2 separate regions of the Homo sapiens genome follow, and region 1 is linked to region 2. The links are chromatin loops, found by intact Hi-C in ENCODE. Cell type or tissue: PC-9. All regions are shown on one strand. Links, peaks and the distances in the headings refer to the core of each region. The heading gives the core; the rest is flanking DNA. Region 1 has its middle 93 kb from the start of OTOS. Region 2 has its middle 8.5 kb from the start of GPC1.

Region 1 (6,835 bases), core at 765-5,764, 190 kb after region 2:
AGGCAGGGCAGAAATGATGACAGGTGCCACCACCCCCGGCCCGCCTGTCACTGGAAACCAGCTGCTTCCTGTCAGCAGTCCTTCAGGCCAAGGACAGCCAGGCCCACTTGGAGCTCCTGTTTCTTAACCCAGCCCCCTCCAAGCAGGCCTTCTTCCAACGCTAGGGTCAACACAACCTTCGCTAGGTCCTGGCTCCTGCTGTCCCCAGGGATCTGGGATGGAGGAGGCCCTGATGGGAGCGGGGATGAGGCCTCGAATGGGATGGATGGCTAGAGAGAGGTGTCCCTAGGGAGATGGGGTGAGGGGATGGCTGCTGGTGGGGAGGTCACTGGGGGAGGAGGCAGGAGAGACATGCTGGCTGAGGAGGGATGCGGTCTACCCAGGAGGAGCAGAGGTGCAAACAGGAGGACGATGGGTGTCCCAGGCCAGTGAGGGCCAGCCTGGAAGGCAGACCTGGAACAGGCAATTCCCATAGACCTTCTTGGGGGGCCAAGGAGCTTGGTTGTGTACCACCCGTGGTGGTGGGGGTTCTGGGCCTGAGGGTTCTGGGCTGGGAGTCACCCCACAGAGCTGATTCAGGGTCACAGTGCACCCAAAGGATGAGGGAGGGGAGCTGGAGGGAGAAGGTTCCGGGTGGCCACTCCCCTGAGCATGCATGGGGAGAAACTGTCCCATTGCTCAGCTAAGCTGACATGGTACTCCTTCCATTGTGAGCATGGAAGAAGGTGACTCGGTTCCAGAAGAAGCCATAGTGTCTTCCCATCACTGCAGCTGTGGCCAGGATCCCCAGGCAGCGAGGTGCCCAGCACTGCTCAAACTGCTGAGTACACCCCAGGTGACGCGTTGATAGAAGAGCCTGCACCTCACTCTGCGGAAAACTCAGCTCTCACCTGTGCTAACAATTTCAATGCAATGCGTTTCCTTTGCGATTCTATGCATTTTATTTTATGCACCTAAAAACATTATTCTGATGAGGGGTCCCTAACTTTCACTACCTGCCATGGGGCCTCGGTGCACAGGAGGTTAAGAATGCCTGGCTCAGGTATTGACCGGGCTCGGGGACCGAGAGCTCCTCGGGGACAGAGGGAGAATCAGAGGAAGAGTTGAGACCTGCCCAGACACAGGGCGGCCTCGGGTGGCGGCCACACCCTCGCCCCAACCCGGATCAGTTGCCCAGTCACCCAGCAGCAGGGCCTGTTTTTAGACCTGCTCCCAGGCAGGTTGCAGCTGGGGCCAGACAGGTACGGTGACCTTGTGAGGGGGTCACAGCACGCTCATAGGGGTCCACTGCAAGGAGAAGTGCAGTCCTTGGCCTGGGCCGGTGGGGTGACAGCAGCAGGGGCTCCAGGACTGGGGGTGGCCTGTTGAACCCCAGGTAGGTGTTCTGTCACCCCTGAGCCCTCACCTGTCCTCCCAAAGCTGGCCCTCAAGAACCAGCCTTCGAGGGCATGTGCCTGGGTCACGGGGTGTAGTCTCCACACTGACATGTAACCCAGCACCTGGGGCTCAGGAGGGTGCATGAGAAATGCCAGGAAGCCGGGGTCTGCAGCCCAAGGCCATGATGAAATCTCCTCACTGCTGCATATAGAGCCGCAGCCCAGCCATGCCCCACAAGCCCATTCTTCTCCCTCCTTTTAGGTCTTGCAGTGCTCTGCAGCTGGCCAGGACGCACAGGTGAGCTCACAGCTCACGGAAACCCTGAAAGCTAAGGCAACCTGGGGAAAGAAGTTACCAAGATTTCCTTTGTACCTTAGGGAATCCAAAAGCATTCTGTGTTCAGTGTTGGTGTCCAGGGTGATTTGGGGGATTTGGTGGCCATTTCCTGGGGTAGTGAGGGACATGCAAGAGCAATGATACGTGGACCTGCCATTCAGGGTGCAGAGATCCTGCAGAGGTCAGCTGGGAGCACCACCCCCAGAGGCCTGTGTCTGTGTGTGATCACGTCAGGCTGGGCACATTCCGTAATAACCAGCACCTCACTCATTTCCCACGGCTCATGGCTTGCAGGATTTTGCTCTCTTGACCTCTCCTCTTCCGATCCAGAGCTTAACATCCCAGGGCTGGTCATTGTGGTTTCACAGAGTCGGGGGCCAGCCTGAACCTGGAGCCATTTGCTGCAGGTGTGGGTTTTCCTTGGAGGCTGAGCAAGTCCCTGCTTACCCAGGCTTGCACCCTCTTGGAGACGTGAGCTCAAGCTCACAGGCATTGGTAGATGATGGCTCAGCCACTTCCAGACGGTGTGACTTTGGATAGGTCACCAAACTCCTCTGGGGTTCAGCTTCCCCAGCTGTAAATTGAGGCTGTGACAGTGTGTCCCGCATTCCACTGCACTGAGGACCAGGTGAGAGCATCACCAGCACACGTGGGCACCAAGCCTGGCACATGGGGAGCTCTGGTGCAGGCAGCACCTGCCACACTCTGCCCCAACCATGCCTGTGTGACCAGGGCACAACCAGAAGTAGCTGGGCAGGTGCCACCCAGAGTGCTGTGGACACAGTCACCGCTGGGCAGGCGCCCCAGGGTGGGTCCTAACCTTAGCCAGCAAGTGGGTGCCACAGGCCCAGGGAGAGCAACGCGGGGACAGCCCTCGTGTCAAAAAACCTGGGATGGTGTAAGACTCCGAATTGTTGTCCTGTCTGAAGAATGTTCCGTTATTTCTCACAACCTGTTTCCTCCCTGGCCACTGAACAGAGGTTTACTTTCCTTTAGGACTTGATCTGTGACCACAGTGCCCCGCTGTTAAGGTGACCAATGCAAACTGCAGAAGGGTGCCCCTTCCCCCCCAGAAACATCAGGTGCGTCCCAGGTCCTGCGGCACCCCCCGAGGAGGGAGGTGCTGAGGGCGGGGCTGCAGCCACGGAGTTGGAGGGGGGGACTGTGGGTGGGGCTGGAGGATCAGGGTGCTGTGGGCGGGGCCAGAGGAAAGAGGCACTGTGGATGGGGCGGGAGGGGCGAGGCACTGTGGGCAGGGCCGGAGGAGGGAGGTGCTGTGGGCGGGGTTGGAGGGGTAGATGCTGTGGGCAGGGTCGGAGGAGGGAGTGCTGTGGGAGGAGCTGGAGGGGGAGGCACTGTGGGTGGGCCAGAGGGGGGAGACACTGTGGGCGGGGTCAGAGGAGGGGGGTATTATGGGCAGGGCTGGAGGCGGGAGGTGCTGTGGGCGGGGTCTGAGGTGGAGGTGCTGTGGGTGGGGCTGGAGGGGGAGGTGTTGTGGGCAGGGCTGTGGGGAGGTGCTGTGGGGCTGTGGGCGGGGCTTGAGGGGAGAGCTGCAGCCGGGGAGGAGGGAGGTGCTGTGGGTGGGGTTGAAGTGGGGGAGGTGCTGTGGGCGGGGCCGGAGAAGGGAGGCGCCGTGGGTGGGGCTGGAGAGGGGAGGTGCTGTGGGCGGGGCTGGAGGTGGAGGTGCTGTGGGCGGGGCTGGACCAGAGAGGTGCTGTGGGCGGGGCCGCAGCCAGGCTTATGCTTCCCTGCTGCAGGGGTGCGCTGATGGGATGGGGGCGTCTCACCCCAGGTGGGGGAGGCCTGAGCTCGCATCATCCGGCTGCAGACCCCTGGGTGCCCCCTTGTGCCAGGTCCGTCAGGGGCACAGGCCCGGCAGCACGCTGACTGGGCGCCGGGCAGGCCCGGCCGGCAGGGAGGGCTCCAAAGGCTGATCCTGCCTGTATTTTAAGGCCTGAGTTTCAGAGCGGCCTCCGGGCCCTTTGCTGAGCTCCAGCGCCCCCTGGTGTCGGCGAGGCGGGTGAGGGAGACGCGCCTTTGGGTCTCGGGCCTGCCCTCCAGCAGCCCACACACACCCCAGGACCTGGAGGCCTCCACCAGCCCCACCCTGGGGAGGACATTGAGAACCTGGAACAAGGTCTATTTGGGTCTGAAATACAGAAATGTAAGAACGCTGGAGAAGCTGGGGTCTCCTCCGGGAGAAGCCAGGCCTCGGGAGCCCGCTGCTGGGAGCCCTGGGGGCAGAGCCGGCCGCAGAGCCTTCCGCACAGACCCGTCCTTCCTAGGAGGCTGGGAGCTGGCATTTTGGCTTTGGCTCAGAATTGCCCGCTGTGCCACGAGGGCGAAGTCCAGCCCAGCAGGGGGAGGGCTGCTGCCCAAAGAGAGGGACTGATGTGGTTCTCCTGGGCCTGCTAGTGTCGGATGCTCCTCCAGGGACTGTTCTCAAGGCCCAGGTGCATGTGGGGAAATCGGGCTGTCTGGAAGAAAGAGTGGAAGCCGCTCGCTAGAGACACGCCTCTGTGATTCTCCCAGAAAGTGTCCTGTCGGAGGCTCAGGACTTCCTAGTGAAGCAGCTAGGACAAGCTGGGCATATTGAAAGTCACGGGGACATAAACCTGCAGGCCTGGGTATGGCCATTGGGTATACGTTAAATTCTGTGGCACCCAGTCTAGTACAACAGCTTCCGTTTCAGGACAGACAAGGTCACCCTGTGGGACCACCCTTAGCTGGAGCACCAGTTCCCTTCGCAGCCTCCTGATGAGAAGTGATCTCTGAACAGAAGGTGCAGGGCAGAGCTGCGGGCGTGCAGGGCCCTTCTCCCAGTCTGTTCCCGTCGATTCCTTGCTGCTCACACTCAAGGGTCTGCGCCCAGCCTGAAGGCGCTGCCTGCCGCGGTCCCTCCTGGTCATCTGTCTTTGTAGATTTGCAGAACAACATAGCCTCACCTGTGGGAGAGGCTTCCCAAGCTTCACCTTCACTCAGCACTGTTGCGCAGTCCCCAGGCAGGTGGCACCTGAGAGAGGGTTCCAGGCTTGGCCACTGGAGGGTCCCAAAGGTGGCTGGTTCCTGGCCCCAACAAAGCCGACTCCCTGGGAGACAGATGAGTCCCTCCAGGGTGGTACTGTTGGTCTGTTTTGGTCAGTGACGTGCTCAGCTCCAGGGCCATGCCTGGCACAGGGAAGGTGCGTCTTCAGTACTGGGTGATGTTGGACGAACGCCTGCTTCCCTTTTTTTTTCAAACTGAGGTCTGCAACCCAGATGCCCTTGGCTACTTACTGACTGCTCCATCTGAGCAAGTGGCACAGTGCCACTCATCTGCATAGGTGAGCGGGGACTGGTGGGTCTGCTGCTGGCTGGACAGAATGTCTGGGAGGGGCTTTGAGCATCCTGACCACCTCTGCTCTCAATCAGGCTTGGAAGGCAGCGTGTAATTAGGTCACATGGAGCCTCCAAGGACCAGACACTGGGGAAACCATAGCTCTCTGTCTTGTGCGTTTCTGGGTGCCAAAGCCATTACCTCCTGCTTTTGGAGGTCCCGTTGCCAGTTGCCAGGGTGAGAGGCAGGATGGGTTCATGACTCATGGCATCGACATCCTCCGGCCTGTTAAATCTTTTTGTTGTTGTTGTTGTTTTTTGAGATAGAGTCTCGCTTTGTCGCCCAGGCTGGAGTGCAATGGCACGATCTCGGCTCACTGCAAGCTCCGCCTCCTGGGTTCATGCCATCCTCCTGCCTCAGCCTCCTGAGTAGCTGGGACTACAGGCACCTGCCACCAAGCCCGGCTAATTTTTTATATTTTTAGTAGAGACGAGGTTTCATCATGTTGGCCAGGATGGTCTCGATCTCCTGACCTTGTGATCCGCCCACCTTGGCCTCCCAAAGTGCTGGGATAACAGGTGTGAGCCACCGCGCCCGGCCCAGCCTGTTCAATCTTAATGCAGTTGGCAAACACCTGTTTTTAATTTCTGATTTTTAAGGGCCATTTCCCTGGAGTTCACTGTTAGGTATAATGTGGGGTGTTATGTTAAGGGATATTCATCATATTAAAACATAGTCTCTCTGCACCGTGACTTTTATTCTTCCAGTAAGTAGTAGGTGTCTATTTTTACTAAAAGCTTTTCTAGCGTCAGAGCCAGGGAGGTTTCCGTGGAGGTCCAGCCAACCCAGTTGGGGCCAGTTCCTTTGGTGGACACCCCTGCCCTTCCCCCTGGTGGAAGATCTGCTGACCCCTTAGCCAGTCCCTGGACCCCCAGCAGAGCTGGGCCTACTGCTTGGCTTCCTTCCATGCAGCCCTGGATGTCCCAGGGATGCAGTTTCGGTGGAAAACACACTGCCTTCCCTGCAGTTCATCCCCTGCTCCTGCTATACCGAAGCCCGTTTTTCACTCCACAGAATTCAGAATGGGGAAGACCTTCCCTGCCCCCAGGCCCCTTCCCTTCTTCACTTCTTCACAGTTGAATGAAGCCAGCTGTTTCCTTGCAGCTAGGGCCATCTGCTAAGACACACTTCCCCCTCCAATCTGTGTGTCACTTTCCCTCCTGAGACCCTGAGAGACATCCTGACCCTCCTAGTCTTCCTCTGTATCTGACTCCTCCTGTCATTCTGAAAGAGGGTGGTGCTCTCCCTGGGAACTCTCAGCACACCAGCCGGACCCCTCCGCTCCAGCAACACTCACTGTTCTGTCATTTCTGCTCTCCCTCCCTGGACCATCGCTGAGGCACCTCTCCCCTCTGCTGGGACCCCCAGCCTCGCTGTTCTCTGGCTGCGTCTTCTGACTGTTCCCTTCCACCATGGCTTTCTTGCAGCCCAGCCTCTTTCCCCATCGTCTTCAACACCCTTGCCAATTTTCCCCTCAAGTCCCCTGGGAACAGTCCATTCTTTATCATTCCAAATGTTTGTCTGAAAAAATATCCGACCCAACCATTGCAGTGGCATCCTGTTGTCATCCTTGCCATTAGCACTGGTACCTTTGAGACTGGTGACAAGCCACACCTCTACTGTCAGGTTGTCACAGGGCCCAGCCTCTCCACCTGCAGCTGCCACCGATACTTCCCACGTTGGCATCCAAGAAATGGGCAGGTGCAATATTCTGGAGAATCAATGTCCCATGCCTGCACCCTCACT
Region 2 (6,835 bases), core at 1,080-6,079:
GGGCAGGAGCCACCAGCCTGCATGTGGGGAGGTGGCTGTGGCTTCCATGGCCCTGGCTGGCAAGCCATGGGCTGGGGGTGGGGGGGGTTGGGGGCCTGCACACCTGGCTGCGGAGGACACAGGCCTGTACTGTGTCAGGGCCTAGAGCAGCCAGAGTGCTCACAGTGGCCTGCCCTGTGTGCCGCCGGCCTGCGCTGGGTGGGAGGGAATCCAGGGGCTCAGTGGAAGAGCCGTCTCCTAAGGGGGAGGCCTTGCCAGGGCCCACCGAGCAGGGTCTTGCAACCTTGGCAGGTGAGGCTGAGTCACAGGCGAGAGAGGCACCTGCATGGTGCAGCTGAGGGAGGACTGTAGCCTCCCTGGCCTGCTGGTCCTCTCTGGGAATCCTATTTTCCTGAGGAGGCGAAACTGCCGCATCCGAGTGTCTGTTTCTCTGTGCAATAGTAATGCCCCGCTAGGTGGCAGGGGACAGGTGTCCTGAGCGTTGGACGGCTGAAGGGCAAGGGAGCCCCTGAGGCCTGTGGGAGGGAAGGGGTGGTGCAAGGCCTCTTCTGGGGACAGGGACAGGCTGCCTGGTCCCTGGGGAGGGGGATGGGGGAAGGGTTGGTTTTATTTGCCCTGCAGCCACCGGCACAACCAGAGGTGAAGGCAGCTGCAGGGCCCTCCTGGACACAGTGGGAGTGTCCAGGGAGGGAAGGAGGAGGGGGGCTGGAACAAGACACAGCCGAGGACTTGGGAGGAGGAGAGGCTGAAGCCGTAGACAACGGCTGAGGACCAGGGAGGAGGAGAGGCCCTGACCACACCCTGCAACCATGGCCTGGCCCATGGGTCACACCTACAGCCAAGCTCAGCCACATCGGGTCAGCTCTGGCTGGCCCACCCGTGCTGGGGAGTGGGCAGGCACTAGTGGTGGCGAGGCCCCTCCCTAAAGGTGGCGTTGACCAGCCCACCTGGCCTTGGTCCCCTACCTTCAACGAAAGTCTGGCAAAGGCATCCTGAGAAGGTGACAGAGGGAAGCCCTGCCCTTCCAGAGGGCCTCAGGCCAAAGTGCTCCCCAGACCTGGGGCTGCGGCCCAGGGAGGGCGGCCAAGGGAGGCTTAGACACCTGGCCTCTGGGCCTCATTTTAGGGAGGCGAGGTGACTCTCAGGCAGGTGCAGGGCTTCCTGAGTAAGTGTCACATGAGCAGAGTGATTGCAGCCTGTGAGGGCAGGGTTGTCAGCCAGGTGAGGACAGTAGATTTGGGTCAGGGCCAGGCACAGCCACAGGACCTCTGCCCTATGGACATCCTGCTCCTTTTCTGGCCCCTGAGCCCCGTCACTCCCTCTGTCATTGCTGGTGCTGACCAGCTGAGCCACCCCCTTAGGTCACTCAGTCTTCTTCTCTCTTCATTTTCTCGGAGGAAAAATGGGCATGAAACAAGGATATTCCCTGAATAGCCACATAGTCTTAAAAAACAAAAACAGAGTTGGAGGACTCAGTTTCCCAGTTTCAAAACTTACTACAGTACAAAGCTACAGTAATCAAAACAGTTTGATATTGGCATGAAGGCGGACATGTGGACAAATGGAATAGAAGAGTTCAGACACAAACCCACACACCTGTGGTCAATTTTTTGGGACAAGGATGCCAAGATTATTCAATGAGACAAAGAGTAGTCTCTTCAACAAGTGGTACAGGGACAAATGAAGCTAGACCCTACCTCACACCATACACAACAGGGAACCCAAAATGGACCAAAACCCCCAGTGAGCAAAAACTCTTAGAAGAAAATATTGGGGAAATCTCATGACATTGGATTTGGCAAGAGATTCTTGGATATGAAACAAAAAACACAGGCAATAAAAGAAAAAAACAGAAGAATTGGACTTTATGAAAATTTGATAGTACCCTTTGTGTTTCAAAGGGTACTATCAAAACAGTGAAAAGACAAACCACAGAATGGTAGGATTTTTTTGCACATCATATATCTCATGAATGTCTAGTTTCCAGAAGAAAAAAAAAAAACTCTTCAACACAACAGCAAAAAGTCAGTTTTAAAAATAGCAAAGAATTTGAATAGACACCTTCCCAAAGATGATATGCAAATGACTAATAATCTCATGAAAAGATGCTCAGTATCACTAGTCATCAGGGACATGTAAATCAGAGCAACAGGATGTCACACACCACACTCGAGATAGCTAGCACCAAAAATCGGAAAATAAGTGTCGGCGACGATGTGGGAAAATGACAAACCTTGTATATTGCTGGTGGAAACATGAAATGGCTTAGCCACTGTAAAAACAGTTTGGTGGTTCCTCAGAAAGTAAAACAGAATTAACATACAGCTAGGGGTATGGACAAAATAATTGAAAACAAGTATTCAAACAAAAATTTTTGCATGGATGTTCACAGCAGCACCATTCACAGTAGTCAAAATATGGAAACATCCCAAATATCCACCCAATGAGCAGACAAAACTGACCTATCCATGCAAGGGAATGTTCTCCAGCCATAAAAAGGAATCAGGCACCGATTCCTGCTGCAGTGTGCAGGGGCCTTGGAAAGATCACGGTAAGTAAAAAAAGCTGGACATCAAAGGTCACAGGCTATGTGACTCCATTTCTGTGAAATAACCAGCATTTCACATTCCCCTGAACCCACAGCAGCAGACAGCAGGTGCGTGGTTGTGGGGGCTGGAGGCACGGAGAGATGGGGAGAGCCTGCTTAGTGGTTTCCTTGTGGGGAGATGAGATGTTTCGGAACTAGACAGAGGTGAGGCTGCACAGCACTGTGAGCAGATGAAGTGCTGCGGAATTGGACACTTTAAAGTGGTTAATTTTATGTTACATGAATTTTACCTCAGTAGAAACCAAAGCCAAGCAGAATTGCCATGAGGGATGAGGTGTGGAGCTGATTATCCACGTGGAGCCCGAGAGCAGGCCTGACATGGAGGGAGCCTCTCCCAGCGTCCGACGATCTCGTCCTTCCCAAGTGGGCATAGTTCAGGCTGCTGGAGGTGCAGAGAAAGAGGCAAGGCGCCGTCCCCCAGTGAGCGACCCTGTCTTAACCTCAGCATCATGAGGCTGGAGTGGCCAGGTGGCTGGGAGCTGCATTTCTCAATCCAGCCACCTGGCCACCTCCCACTGCCACCACACATCACATGTGCCTGCAACAGAACCATGGCAGCCCACCCATGAGGACCCACCCAGTGCAGGGAGGCGAGTGCAGTGAGTACCTGTACCCACTTCGCCTCTGAAGCAGGTGCTGCAGGTGTCCACCCAGGCTCCTCCTCGCTCCCTTCTCCACACTCAAGGTCGCCAGTGACCGCTGCCTGCTGGGTTTCCCTGGGTCCCCTGGCAGAGTAACCTGGAAGTGGCAGAAAGAAAATGACTTAGACGTATCCCTTAGCTGGTGGACAGGCACCAGTTCCTGCTACACAGCTGGAAACCCAGGCATGTGTGTGCTGTTACAAAACAAACTTTCAACACATTTAGTTAAGATCTGATATGGTTTGAAAGTTTCTTCTCTCTAAATCTCCTGTTGAAATGTGATCCCCAGTGGTGGAGGTGAGGCCCTGTGGGAGGTGTTTGGTCACAGGGGTGGGACCCTAGTGAATGGCTTGACGTCATCCCCTTGGCGATGAGTGAGCTGTCGCTGAGTTAGTTCACACGAGAAAGCTGGTTGTTTAAGAGAGCCTAGGGCCTCTCCCTTCTCTCTCTTCCTCCTGCTCTTGCCGTTGACGCACCTGCTCCCCCTTTGCCTTCCACCATGAGTGGAAGCTTCCTGAGCCCTCACCAGAAGCAGATGATGGTATTGTGCTTCCTCTACAGCCTGAGCTGATTAAACCTCTTTTCTTTATAAACGACCCAGCCTCAGGTGTTTCTTCATAGCAATGGAAGAGCCGACTCGCGCAAGATCTAATTGGCTATCCCTGGTGACTCACGAATCAGGCAGCATCGCATTTGGAGAGTTAGGAAGGGTGTTCCCATAAGCTGAGTGGAAGAGGTGGGCTTTACAGGCAGAAAAGGCTGAAGAAACAGAAATAAGAGGACAGCAAGTGATTGGGCATTGTGGGGTCACTTTCCTTGTCAGACTAACACGGAGGGACTTCCTGAGTCTCCTGACTCAGGTAGACTGATTGGCTGCGGTGAATCTCTTCATTTTGGGAAAAGGGGCCCTTTCTAAGTTCAGTTTGATGATGTGACATGAAGCATGAGTGACTCCATTCTGGTTTGGTCTGGGTGTTGGGTTTGGGGCAGGAGCTTCTCTGAACCAGTGGCCACGGTCGTTTTTATTTGACCATTGCTCTACGCTGTCTCCTGAGGTTTCTTGTGGCTGAGCCAGGTCACAGTGAGCTGCACCGATCACCCATCCTGCTACTTCCCTCCTCATCTCTTCCTCACGCCCCTGCTGCTGTTTCCTGGGACCATCCAGTAAACGAACCTTGTCTCAGCATCTGCTTCTTGGGGGAACGCAGTTGAAGACTGTCTCAGATGTGCACAGTCTCCCTGAGAGGTGGGTCTGTTTGCATCCAGCTTATAGAAAAGCACCTGGCTCAGGGAGGTTAAGTATTAACAATTCACACAAGTTCACAACAGCTTGTGATCGTCCCTGCCCTGTCACCTCCCTGTTTATCACTACGTTCTCCAGCGACATCCTCCCCTCCCATCATCTCATGCCTTGGAAAAGGTGGGCAGACCCTGAAGACAGAGCCCTTACCTGGAAGGGGAGGCGCCAGGTCTCCAGCAGGCAAGCCCTGGCTCCCTCCCACCCAGCAGGAACACTGGGCTGACTCTGGACAGGTGGAACTGCCACAGTTTACAGAGGTCTGAGTGAACTGGAAGCATCTTCAATCCTTGTGCATGAATTGGTTTCCAAGGTGTTGCCCGTGATATTTTAACCATTTTTGTTGTTGTTGTTTAGAGACAAGAACTTGCTCTGTTGCCCAGGCTGGAGTGCAGTGGCACGATCATAGCTCACTGCATCCTTGAATTCCAGTGCTCAAGCAATCCTCCTGCCTCAGCCTCCTGAATAGCTGGAATTACAGGTGCACACCACCGCATCTGGCTAATTTTTTTTTTTTTTTTTTTTTTTTTTTTTGTAGAGACAGGGTCTCGTTATTTGCCCAGGCTGCTCTTGAACTCCTAGCCTCCAGTAATTCTCCTGCCTTGGTCTCTCAAAGTGCTGGGATCACAGGTGTGAGTCACCACGCTGTGTGGTATACCGCAGATCAGTGTGCAAGCCTGACGGTAGGGCTTGATGAATTTGCATCTCTTAAAGTGCACCCAGATTGAGAAACAGAGCATGCCCTGCCCCAGGGACCCCTCACGTCCTCTCCACATTGTCCTGCACCCTGAAGTCCCCCTGCCCAAAGCTCCCCTGCCACAGGACAGGTGCCCTGCCTTCGACCCTGACCCATGGACTGGGCCGCCGGGCCTGGCACTCTCCCTGGCGCTGACCTCGGTCTCTCGATCCTGAGCACCACCTGCGTTGCTGCCCACTTCTCGTCCTCAGGTGGCCTTCCGTTGTGAGCGCCTGTGGTCTCCATGCCCAGGCCACCGTGGCTGGACAATCGTGTGGTTTCAAGAGCGCTGCTGTAGCTGTGTTTGTCTCTGCCACCAGGGGCACATGGGTGCGTGTTTTTGCGGGGTCAGAGGTGCTGGGCACCAGGCTAGGCAGAGTCCGCTAAGCCGCTTCACAGAGTGACTGCTGGCTGGGCTTCCCGCCTGGTGTCCTCACCAGCACCAGCTGCCCTAAGAAATCATCTCTTCATGGATGAGCTGGCTTCCTCTCCCTGGAAGGTAACTGCATCACCAGGGCAAGGGCAGCTGTTGGTTCTGCTGTATCCGAAGCACCAGAATGTGCCTGGTGGGGCAGTGCCCGCTGAGACTCGGGTCTTCACGGCTGGGTGGTGAGTGGTTGTTGTAGGAGTGACCAATGCTTGTTGAATGAATGAATGACCACGTGAGGTGGCATTGCCATTAACCCTCAAGCTAAGAAGGAGCAGGGGTGTTTGGAAAAGTGTGAATCTGGCGGAGCCGGGCACTGCACTTGTGTGGCCCCAAGGGCCTGGACATTTCCCCCATGCCCCTGGTCCAGACCAACAGGCCTGCCCTCCGAGATTCTGTCCCCAACGTGAAGACTCCTGTATTCACTGAGAGCCTCAGGACTGTGTTTAGAATGTTGCTCAACACAATCGTGGAGAAAGTGCAAGCTTTCTGTCTTCCTCTGCAGCGTCAGTCACCAGCCAGCCTCCTGCTTTCTGCCCCCACAGTGCCTCAGGAAGACCCAGCCCTCAGCCCCAGCCCTAGCCCCACCTCAGTCTCCCTCCATGCCTGCAGGTTTTCTGGAAGGAGATTTTCTTGCTACGTGACCATTTCTAAAGCTCATCCATTTCTAAAGCTCGTTCTGAAGCTGTCCAGAATTAGGCATTGCACTTTAATTGCCATTGTGGGAAAAGGCATTTCAAAATCACACACAGAGACCTCGCCTGCTGGCCAGCCCTCCTGCCCTCCTAGTGGTTGGAAATGCCAGAGCCACACACAGTCGTGGTGTTGGGCGGAAATTGACTCTGGCGCGTGGCACCCGGAGTGGCATTGGGTACAGGGTAGTGGGAGGGCTGGTAACCCGGGGATTTCCACTCAATGAGCTTGGGCTGAACGCGAGAGGCCCGAGGGCCGTACGCCTGGTGCATCCATCAGGAAGGTTAGTGGCAGAGACACCGGTGCCAGGGACTATCACTGGTCGGAGGCCATATGCCTGGTGCACCCATCAGGAGGGTTAGTGGCAGAGATGCCGGCACCAGGGACTGTCACTGGTCGGAATACTCCTGGCGCACTCATCAGGAGGGTTAGC

What was found. Peaks named below come from ENCODE experiments on the same cell type or tissue, not always from the same donor. Only the 100,000 strongest peaks of a DNase experiment are listed, where the experiment ranks them.
Region 1: it touches region 2 in a loop (5-fold over the local background); 100 of 110 quality-filtered maps call a loop at or near these places.

Annotation. Positions count from the first base shown.
Region 1 is chr2:240,229,945-240,236,779 of GRCh38, reverse strand. No RefSeq gene overlaps it. Among named protein-coding and RNA genes, the nearest start is that of OTOS, 93 kb to the right of the region's middle. RefSeq lists enhancers at 53-657, 786-1,286, 2,533-3,074 and silencers at 3,017-3,066, 3,417-3,626. In PC-9, for the core only: a CTCF peak has its summit at 3,698 (motif pointing left); DNase peaks (open chromatin) are centred at 3,159, 3,339 and 3,669; H3K4me3 peaks cover 982 bases.
Region 2 is chr2:240,423,786-240,430,620 of GRCh38, reverse strand. No RefSeq gene overlaps it. Among named protein-coding and RNA genes, the nearest start is that of GPC1, 8.5 kb to the left of the region's middle. RefSeq lists enhancers at 2,710-3,209, 3,210-3,711. In PC-9, for the core only: no CTCF peak of the experiment used is centred there; a DNase peak (open chromatin) is centred at 3,560; H3K4me3 peaks cover 482 bases; H3K27ac peaks cover 2,008 bases.